2 separate regions of the Homo sapiens genome follow, and region 2 is linked to region 1. A link is a loop called in an ENCODE intact Hi-C map of the cell type or tissue named here. Cell type or tissue: dorsolateral prefrontal cortex. All regions are shown on one strand. Links, peaks and the distances in the headings refer to the core of each region. The heading gives the core; the rest is flanking DNA.

The links. A loop is a pair of places that touch in the nucleus more often than their neighbours do. Peaks named below come from ENCODE experiments on the same cell type or tissue, not always from the same donor. Only the 100,000 strongest peaks of a DNase experiment are listed, where the experiment ranks them.
Region 2: a loop joins it to region 1, with 1.9 times the contacts of the local background. A loop is called at or near these places in 6 of 110 quality-filtered maps.

Annotation. Positions count from the first base shown.
Region 1 is chr22:49,023,908-49,029,269 of GRCh38, forward strand. No RefSeq gene overlaps it. Among named protein-coding and RNA genes, the nearest start is that of NHIP, 26 kb to the right of the region's middle. In dorsolateral prefrontal cortex, for the core only: a CTCF peak has its summit at 3,063 (motif pointing left); a DNase peak (open chromatin) is centred at 3,044; H3K27me3 peaks cover 1,413 bases.
Region 2 is chr22:48,940,769-48,946,130 of GRCh38, forward strand. No RefSeq gene overlaps it. Among named protein-coding and RNA genes, the nearest start is that of LINC01310, 77 kb to the left of the region's middle. RefSeq lists enhancers at 1-150, 5,009-5,303 and silencers at 1,255-1,455, 5,009-5,303. In dorsolateral prefrontal cortex, for the core only: CTCF peaks have their summits at 3,205 and 3,404; DNase peaks (open chromatin) are centred at 2,253, 2,423 and 3,203; H3K27ac peaks cover 2,663 bases.

The DNA of each region.
Region 1 (5,362 bases), core at 204-5,203:
CTGGATGTCCTTTGATTGTCTCCTCAAGTCCTAGTTAAAGAATCCCACTGGTGCTGGTCAGAGCCAGCTTCCTAGACACGTGGGTCCCGGCAGGCAGCCCTGTCGTGGGGCTCAGGTAGCCGGGTGGATCTTTCTGGCCAACAGATCACCTGCGTGGGGCCTGCATCTGTGGCCGGCCACACGCTCCAGGCTTCAATGCATGCAGGTAAATTTGGGAGTCTGTTCCTGCCCGTTAGTGATATCGGAGTTCAAATTACTTGAAATAGCACAATTGAAACAGACTCCCGGCGCATTGCTCTGGTGGGGCTCAGGAAGCTCGCAGGAAGCAGAAAGCGTGGCTGCACCGTCACCACGCCACCACGAATCTTGCCTCTTTATGCATGTGAACCAGGTAACGGGTTTCGTGACGTTTTCATACGCCCTGCGGGACCTGCGTTCTGCCCTGTGCTCAGACCGTGGGTCAGAGGCGCCTGCTGGGGCTTTTGCACCGGGACAGCTGGAAGGTGCCCTGGCCACGTCCACCGTGGTGTGCAGTTGCTCTGTGGTCAGGGCAGGGGACTTTCCACTTCTCCTTCCCCGCAAGGCAAGAGCAAAGGGGAGCCCGGGCAGAAGCGGTGCCCTCGGGTGCCCTGGGGTGGGCTCCATGCCAGCATCTCCTGGCCAGACCCTTGCGACCAGTTGGATCAGCCCCTGAGGTCCCATGGCTCTTGCCTGCAGTGCAGGCTCCTTCCGGTGGCCAAGGTGCTTTTCCAGGGAGAGCACCAGGGTGCATGCCCGTGGTGCAGCGTCGGAGCTGGTGGATGAGAGAAACCTGCTGTTATGGGCGGGGCCCCAGGTTGGGGCAGAGCAGGGATGTGTGGAGCCTACTCTGTGGCTGAGGCCCAGGCACTTTAGGAAACTTTCCACGGCGCCAGAGCACGAGCCCAGACCCCAAGGGGACCCACATGGAGCAGAGGAGCTGAAGCTCCTGCGTCCTGGGCTCAGGTGACCACCACATCCAGGTGTGCCTGCGGCCTTCCCAACATCCTGGGGACGCTTTAGTCCTGGCAAGCGGGGCGGTGAGTCACCCTGTGCAGGGTTCAGGGAGGCCCCAATCCCCAAGAGACCGCTCCCTCCCTGGCTGAGCCCTGGCTCTTCCACAGGGGAAGGCATTGGGTTGCACCTCGCTGGAATTCAGCCCTACTCAGCAGGAAGGAGGAGCTCAGGGGTTCCCCAGAGGTAGTGCCGGTGGGGTGCCTCCCTGCTGTTGCTGTGATGTGGGTGACAGACAAGCTGGGAGCTCAGCAGCCCACAGCAGAACACGTGCACCGCTGGGCAACTGGGGGGCAGCCCGGGAGTGGGGAGGGTTGGGCAGCCAATGGGGGCAGTGGGGTAAGCAAGGCTGCTCTTCGCATCCTGTCTGGGCCCGTCTCCCCCAAACCCTGAGGCCAGCTGGTTTCACCTCAGTGCTGAGTGTCTCTCATCCTCCAAGAGCCCAGGCCCAGGACAGGGCAAGAGGAAAATGATGGTCAGACACACGGTTGCAGTCCCCTCACCGTCTGATGGAGACACTCTGGAGTCACACGAAACAAGGGTCCCACGTTTGGCACAGGTGAGGGGTTGGAGCCACACAGGAAAAGGGGGCCTGCCTTTCTGAGGCCGGAACTGCAGAGCAGGACAGACCTCTTGGCAAAGATAAGCAACATCGTCACAAAGACACAGGCCAGCCCTTCCCCTGGGGGATGGATGTGTGGGGAGCCTGGTGGGGCTGAGGCGGGAACGCCCCCGGCTCCCATCCTTCTGGGATAAAGCTCCACCCTGGAAAACAGTGGAGCTCATCTTGGGGGGGGGGACCCATGGGATAAGGACACCTACCTGAGTGGGGCCACTGGAGGCAGGGCCATGGTGCGGGGGAGCTGGGAGGGGATACTTGGGTGGGGACACCTCTAGGGGATACCTGCCTGGGGTGGGTGGGACACCTGGGCAGGGACACCTGAGTGGGGATACCTGGGGCGGAACACCTTCGGGGGGGTACCTGGGGCAGGTGGGAATACCTGGGGAGGACACCTGAGGGGGGTGCCTGGGACGGGACACATGCAGGGACACCTGAGTGGAGCCCCTGGATGGGGTCAGCTGGGTGGGGTCCCTGGGGGGTCACCTGGGCGGGGCCCGCGACAGGGAAGTCTCTGGCAGGGGCTATGTTCCCCCACCCTGGCATTAGCGGCAGGTGCCCGCCCTCTTCCTCCTGACTGGAAAGGGTTCCCTTAATGCTACTTTCACTGTTATTTACATATGTTGTGAAGGATGAGGACTTGATCTGTGTTGCTAAGCGAGGATGGTGTTGCTCTGGCACAGAAGGAAGTCTTCAATAAAAGTGTGACCATAAAGGAAGCGAAGGTTCTTTCTCTAATGTATTCGGAATGCCTGCGCCTGGCACGCAGGCCCGCGGCACTCCTCAGCATCTCGCTGCCTGTCTAGCATCAGTACATGTGTGATATTGATTTTTTTTCCCCAGCAAGTGTAAGAAATACACATTTTATTTACCTTTTAAATTCCCAGCACCCATTGGCTGCTGGTTTACAGGCTGCAAAGTGCTCAGCAGTAGAAGGCTCAGGCAAGTCCAGGGGAGAAGCAACCCCAGATAGCGAGACTGCAGCTTCCCCGCTGCCCCTGCTTGAGCTGCGAACTGAAGACCAGCCAGGCAGCTGCTGCCCGCTCCCATCTGACTGAGGAGCCAACTGCAGCTCGGTTGGGGGTTCTCTGAGGGCAGCAAGGACTGGGGCAGCTCTTCTCCTGGGTGGTGATTTCTGGTGGTGGTTCTTGGGAAGCACACTGGATGCCCTGTATCTGTTTTCACAGCTAAGAAGACTCTCATGTCACTGAAGTTTCCTGGGAAGCCACCCCATGGGGCACATCCTCCTGACTGCAGGTTTGCCTCTTGCAGGAGCAGCTCAGCCTGCCTGAAGGGGAGGACTCTGTGAGGTCCACAGGGCACCTCATGCACCCACCTCATCTCCAGGGCAAATGTCTGCTGAGTGCCCCAGCAGTGGCGTGCTTCCACCCCCTAGAGGTCGACCTGGCTTGCCAGTGGCTTGCGGGGCTGGAGACAAGGGCAGATGGTTCTGGGCACCAGCCCAGACGTCTCCTGCACACAGACATGAGTTGCAGACATTTGGGTCTGAGCCCCCAGGCTCTATGGGCCCTGCCTGTGAATGTCAATCAAATGTCCTGCCTCAAAGCTCTCCCCATTTTGAGAGACATCAAACAATGTGAAATGTAACACGCAAACACTTCAAAACCAAATCAGAGTAAGACAGCACTGCTCTCATTCTCTGCACTGCTCTTTAGGCGACAGACACTCTGCCATCTGCCTCCCTCTCTCCTCCTCCCTTCCCCACTTCCCCAGGGCCTGGAAAGCCACCCTGTGCTGCTTGCTTCCACTCCTCGGCAGCCCTCACAGCCTGGTCTCTGCATCCACCTTGCCAGTAAAACTCTCCAGCCACTGGCCATCCTGGGCGACAGAGAGCCAAGCTCCGGGCCCCGTCTCCCATCCCCTGCATCCCCTGACCTCACTGGCTGCTGGACACCATCTCGTCGTCTCACTGCACTCTTGCCCCCTTGCTTCCTCAGGACTGCTCCTCCCTCCTCACTGCCCCTTCACTGTCCTGCCGGGTGTCTCCTCTTCCTCTGCCCTGGCACTCCAGTGGCCAATGTCCTGGAACAGTGGCCGCACATCTGCGCCTCCCCCATCCATCCAGGGCTCCCCTCGCCTCCTCTGCACTGTGTGTTTGGTGGAAGACACAGACCACAAAGGCAAGATGGCTCCGAGGGTGACGAGAGCATGCGTATTGACCACGGTCCTGCTGCAGCCACCAGTGCACACCCTCCTCTAACATGCAGAGCAATCCCACGTAAGAGGGTTATCACCGATCCCGTGTTCTAGATGAAGAACCAGAGACGCAGAGATGTCATCCTGACAGCCACTGATAGTGACTGAGCACCTGCTGCCGCTGGCCCTGTTCACGTGGTTTCCACTTCTACTATTTAAACCTCCTGGTCACCCTATAAGACAGGTCCTCTACTGTTTTACAGAAGCAGAAATGAATCAATAACTTTCCTATTGCCCCAGCTGCTAGAACCCTTGATGGGTCATGGAGCCCAGAGTCAAACCCAGTGCTGTGCCACGGTCTCCTTCCCCTCAATTCATGGAGGTACAGAAGGAAGGAGGGAGGAAGGGGAGGGAAGGGATGGAGGCCTTTGTGCTCTGCACACCAGCTGAGCAGGAGAAGGAGCAGGAGGGGTGTGTCTACACTCGCCCTACCTCACGTGTCCTCACCCTGCTGCCCACCCTCACCCTACCTCACATATCCCCACCCTGCCGCCCACCTCTCATGTCCTCACCCTGCCTGGAGGAGTCCAGAGGGGCAGAGTTGGCAGAGCCAGAGTGGACAAGGCCGTGCTGTCAGGGAAGCAAATTTCTGGAAAGCGGCAGCAGCTCCCCCGGTCAGTGCTGGGTCTGCTCCTGGCTGGATGGACTCTGTGTCCCAGCACTGTCTGGGTTGGGACCCATCGAGGCAGGGCTTGTGGTGGTCAAAACACTTTTTATGTGCTCAGTGGGAGGCACCATCCTCTGCCCTGGAAGGTGCAGATCTGGAACTTCACAGAGGACAGAGCAGGGGTGAGAAGGGAAGCCTCAAGCCTGTGCGGTGTGGGGTCTCCTCGCAAAACCCTGTGTGACCCGGGCTGTCTGGGGGGCAGGCACCTGGCTCACTGCTTCCTCTTTATAAGACCTTCCATTTTCATGCCTGAGTCCCCCCTGCTAGAATGTAAGCTCCCTGAGGGCACAGGCTTTATGTTTTCAGACATGTTACTCAGTACACACTTGGTCCATAAAGATTGAAGCTCAGCCAGCTGGCAGCTGTGGAGGAACTTGTTTTCTTTCTTTTCTTTTTCTTTCTCTTTCTTCTTCTCCTCCTGCAGCATTAGCTGAGATCCAGGTCATCGGTTTCACGACTGCTCAGAGCTGCACTATCCTATGCAGTGGCCACACATGACATGTGGCTGTTTAAAATCATTGAAATGAAGTGAAATAAAAACTCTGCACCAGCTACACATCAGGTGTTCAGTAACCACACGTGGCTCATGGCTCCTGAGCTGGACGAGGCAGAGACTGTCCAGAGACGCCTGCAGACATCCTCACCGCGGGCTCTTGTGGAGGAAGGAGCAACTTTGAAATGCAAGAATTATGACTAAAGTGTATTTTAAATAGGGATTGCCAGATGACTTCCAAAGAAAGCTGTTGCAATTCTAAATTTCACCAAGTCAGGAGCGCCTGTCACCCTGCAGTTGCCTTCCGACAGTTCTTTGTGTTACCAGCCAAACA
Region 2 (5,362 bases), core at 236-5,235, 83 kb before region 1:
CAGGGAAGATGAGAAAACTAGAGCACCATGCGCGTGTCATGAGACTTCCTCACTCTGGCTGGCACACTCTGGTTTGCAAGACCCTCGTCTATCTGTGGACTCCCAGTCCCGTGGCGTGTCCCTGTTACGTGTTTGACGGGTGGGGGAAGGGAAATGTACGGGGCAGAAATGGCCCACCTGGTCTGCCAGAGCCAGCTGTGCAACTCGGGTCAGGTACTCAGCCCTCTGGGCACCAGCTTCAGGCTCACACTCTGCAGACCGAGGCCTGAGTCAGGGCTCACAGTAGGAGCCAGGGAGAAAACCGTGCTGGGCCCAGGCTCCGATGCCAGCCACACTGGAGGGGTGCTCTGGGTGTCCTGCGGTATGGGCATGACCCTGTCACCCTTCCCAGGACCTGGACTCACTGCATGGTGCTCCCAGGTAGAAGTGGCACAGGGTCCTGCCTGCCTCATATCCCACAGGTATCTCTACATCTTGAAAGAGGGGCTCAGGTCCTGCAGCCGTGCCCTGGATCTTGGTCTCTCTTCTTTGCTCCTGGGGGCAGTGGGTGGGGGGCGGGGGGTTTGTAGGAATGACGGGGCTTTCTGGGCGTGTACTCACCCACCCGGGAGCCTCAGATGTGGGAGAGGCCTGGGGAATCCATGCGGATCCATGCAGCGGCACTAATTCCTGGGATCTGGGGTTGAACAGGTGGCTGGCCCTTCTTTAAAGCAGGTGCAGCATTCCTGCCACCGCCCACCACAGGCAACGGCCTCGCGGGGGACTTGCTGTCCTTTGGGGCTGGGATCTTATTTTTCTCCGAACTATCATCAGGAGGGTTGGTCATCCTGCACCGATGCTTTCCAATTTGGGAAGAGGGAGAAGGAAGTGCTCGGTGAGGCCTTTAAAAGTTGGGTTGGGAGGTTCCTCAGATGGATTTTCTCCTCCCTGGAACACCACTGGCTCATCCTGGGCACTGCAGGCTGGGCTGACTACTGGGGTCAGGATCCTGTCCTGACTGTGGGGTGAGGGCCATCGTGCAGGTGGCTTTGGGGGGCTGTTTGCGGCCATTCCGAGGGGCGCCTTACGCCCTCCCAGGTCCCCATCCCTGTAAATCAGCAGCTTCTAGGGAAGTTCCCTTTACGGGGACAGGACCCAGGAGGGTGTACAGTGCCTCTCAGGATGGCCTCTCTCTGCCTCCAGAGCTGATATCAGCGGTGAGAGGCATCAGTTCTCCAAGGCCTCCCGGGAAAGTCAGTTTGGAGCCGGAGTTCTCTGTTTCTAGCCGGAGAGCACCAGCCTGGGGCGGCAGGGTGAAAGGCCACAGGAGACAGAAAGAGGCTCCCAGAGGAGCAGGTGGGAGGAACAGGTGCTGGGCTTGGAGTTTTACGGGAGACAGCTGGACTGCAGTGGGCAATGTGGGGCCGACGCCGACATCAGGCACCACAGAGCTGACCTGGGCAGCCTCAGAGAGACCCTGTCATGGCCCGGCCCACCCCAACTCAGACCCCACCCTCAGGACACTGCAGCACTCCCCAGGCCACACCTCCTCCCACAAGGCCCAGCTTCCAGACTCTGCAGATCCCAGGGGGTTTGGCAGGGCCCTGCTCTGCCTTCTCTGAATTGCTGGGCAAGCCAGGCCTGGCTGCAGACAGGAGGCCCCAGACCTAACATGAAAAGCCACTGGAAGTGGAGGGCCTGGGCCTGGGGCCTGGATCACTGCTGTGGGTGCACTTTGCCCTCTACATGCACACAGCTCTACGTCTGAGATTTCAGAAAGAGGGGGCTCTCGTCTACATCCAAAGCAGGGGCAGCTGTCCCCCCAATCTGATCTCAGGGCTCACTCACTAGAAAGTGAAACTCCATCCAGCCTCCAGCCCTGCCTGTTGGGGCTAGATCATCACCCTCGCCACAGAGATTTCTGAAGAGAGTGCAGGAGAGTCAGCATCCTGTTGAATAGGTGCTGCCTATAAACACAGGGGGCCGTCCTGCAGGCTTGGAGGGCCTCCCCTCCATCCCTCCTGGTCCTCATCACCAGGTCCCTCCCCTTAGCTTAGTCCAATTCCTGCCTCTTCCATCCTCCTGGTTCAGTAATTAATTGCTAGAATGCCGGGTGGTGCACAGTGATGAGGAGAGCTGGGCGCAGAGTCAGCACCCAGGACAGCAGTTGCTTGCCCACGTTTATGGTCACAGGGCACTGGGCTCTGGACACGAAGACACACATGCCGATGTCGGCCTTCGAAGAGCAGAGACTGGGGCCCCTGGAAATGGGTCTGGGGCCCGGGAGGTGTGTTCTGGAATGTTCTGTGAGGATCCAGCCCTGCCTATGCCATGTGTGAAAGTGATTGCTTCCTCCTTCAGGCCTTGCTCAGGGCTCCAGCGTGGGCGGCCTTCTGTTCCCGTCCAGCTGAGCTCTCACACAGCCTGCCTGGCTCTGCCCCACCCTCGGACTCGAAGCTGTGAGTCAAGGCCCTTTCTCTTGGGGCCATGGGCACCGTGATGGAGGCGCTTCACCAGCCTGGCACCACAGCATCCCCCATGCACAGCCTGGTGCTAACACAGAGTAAGCCCTCGTCGATATTTGTGATTGGACACAAGGATGACTGAGTGACTATCTGTGATTGGACACAAGGATGAATGAGTGAGTATCTGTGATTGGACACAAGGATGAATGTAAATGAGTGAATAACAAGAGATGGTCGAGGTGATGCCCGATAACGCTCCCAGCTTAGAAACTCAGTGGCTCCTAATCTTGCCAACTTGTGTCCAGGCATCTAAAGCCCAGCCTGGTTTTCCTCACAGGTCAGAGAGATGATTTGAGAGGCTGTAGCAGAGCCACACACTCCAGAATGTGTCCCTTGTATGTGAACTGCTGCACCTGAAATCACACCATTACTCACACAGCTCACCCTAAAAATGCACCGATCTCTGGAAGCAGCATTACTTAGAGCTGAGAGCAGTGTGCATTCTGGGACAAGCAGAGTTTTCTGGGATCAAAACTGAGCGTGGAATGAAGCCAGTTCAAGGTCCAGCCAGACAAAGCTCTCAGTAAACGTCCGTCACAGGGGCCAGACAAAGCTCTCGGCAAACATCCGTCATGGGGTAACCAGCACAGGGAAGTGAGGGGAGTGGACCAGTCCGTTACGGCACAGAGGGTGCTGGCACCTGCGTTTTCACTGGTCATCCTCTGGGCAGGGAGAGAAGCATCCGCTGCTTCCCTACACACTGTCCAGCAGGCGGGGCCCGTGAGCCTCCCCGGCTCAGCTGAGCAGCCTGGGGCTCCCCTCCACCAGGCCAGGAAACCCTCCTTCCACAGGCTGTGGCCTGGTGGGAGGGCCCTGTTGGAGACTGAACTGTGTTGCTGAAGTTCTCATCCCTGGAACCTCAGGCTGAGCTTATTTGGAAATAAGGTCTTCGTAGGTGAAGTAGTTAAGATGCAGTCACACTGGAATCCAGTGGGCCCTAAGCGTGAAACGCCTGGTGTCCTCAGAAGAGGAGAGAGACAGAGGCAGATGCCCTGGGAGGGCCACACTGCAACCACGATGGAGGCAGAGACGAGGGACCCCAAGGATGGCGGCCTCCAGGGGTGGACGGCAGCCTGGATGGACTCTCCCGCAGAGCCCTCCGGAGGAACCCACCCTGCCGACACCTTTTCCCCGAGTTCCAGCCTCCAGAACTGTAAGACAACACCTTTCTGCTGTTTTAAGCCACTGAGTTTGTGTTAACTTTCCCAGCAGCCACGGGAGGCTGACCCCGGGCTGTTTCCTCCCCCGGAATCCCACGGCTCTTCCTAAAGTGTACATTTTTGGCACTGCAGCCACCCAGATGCCTGTGGGAAGTTTCTCCAAGGGCCCTAATTGCACCCTGGGTGTGCCCTGTCCCCTTTGCCATCAGCCTGGGATGCTGCAGACGCCCTTGCTAGAGGCCAGCTGGGCCCTGGCTGGAGGGACCCACTCAGAAGGAAACCCCATTCTCTGCTTTCAGAGCTGGGTCCCTCCCAAGCATCTGGCCCAATCCGTCTTCCCACTTCCCTCCTCCAGTCCCGTTTTAAATAGAATCCATCAGCAATCAGAGCGTGAGGCCATCAGCCCAGCTCAGAAGCACAGCCCGGCTCCACGGACGCCAACGGAGGGTGTCTCCCGCCGGAGTGAACGGCTGCCCGGCTGCTCCAAACAGCTCGGCTCCCCCTATACTGTCCCCCTTCTTAATGGCCATGGGTGTCCCCAGAGCCGAGAAACTGGGGCAAGGAGTTGTCGTGCAGCAGAAAGATGGGTTGCCAGGCTCTGAGGGGCAGAATACGCTTCCCGCGTCTTGAGCAGGTTCTACTGGAGGGCCAGAGCAGGAGGCACGGCAGGAGCTGAGAGGGAGGGTTCGTGTCCAGCGGGCACCACTGCAGCTCAGGCAGGCAGGACCCAGCTGGCGGCTGGGAGGCCTCACACACGCGCCTCCATGCACCCATCTGTGCCTGCCTCGTGCGGACATTGTGAGGATCACAGGGAGCAGGGGTGGAAGGACCCAGGACAGCACCAGGTACATCAGCCCAGGCGGCTTTGTCTTCAAGGGTGCCATTGCGGCTCAGACAGGTGGGACCCAGCTGGCGGCTGACCACGGAGCCCCAGCAGACTGAGGCAGCGGCCCAGGGCTCCGTCTGGAGGGGGCAGGTCTGAGCAGGTGGAGCAGGGACAGGAGGCCGAGGGCTGCATCAGAATCTCCGGGAGCGTGGGGGCTTCCACTGCTCTTTCCGGTCCTGGGGGCTTGGATGGGGCCCAGAGCTGGGTCCTTCTCTGACTTCCCCGGTGACGCTGCCTCATAACCAGTGCCGCTGCCAGAGGCTCCTGACCTGTGTCTGGATGCTCCTTCTGCCCTGTCTGCCCCGTATGAGGGATGGTTGTCCCTAAGATCCTCCTGACAGCCCTCGGGCCGTGAGTGTGCGTGATGTACCTGGTGCTGGCCTAAGTCCTTCCATCCACGCTCCCTGTGATCCTCACAACATCTGCACGAGGCAGGCACAGATGGGCACGTGGAGGTGTGTGTGTGAGGCCTCCCAGCGGTGGGGATGGTGCTGGTCCTGGCCCGGACAGGCTGACCCCAAGCCCATGTGCCCAGCACTGAGCATCTCTGCCTCTGAACCTTGCCCCACACTGAGGCCGGCCCAGGATAGCTGGCCCTGCCCAAACAGACCTGTCTGGCTCTGAACTTTGGGCTGTGCTGCCCCAGTGCTGGAGGAGGCGTGGTCTCCAGGTATTCCCTGTGGGAGTCTCTGGGCACCCTTGGTGTGGCAGCTCCGAGTCTCTGGGTGGGCTCAGGCAAGATTCTATAGCCCAGGTTCTGTGTATCCTGAGCTTCACCCCCAGACCAGACCTGGCTGCCATGAGGTGGGGTG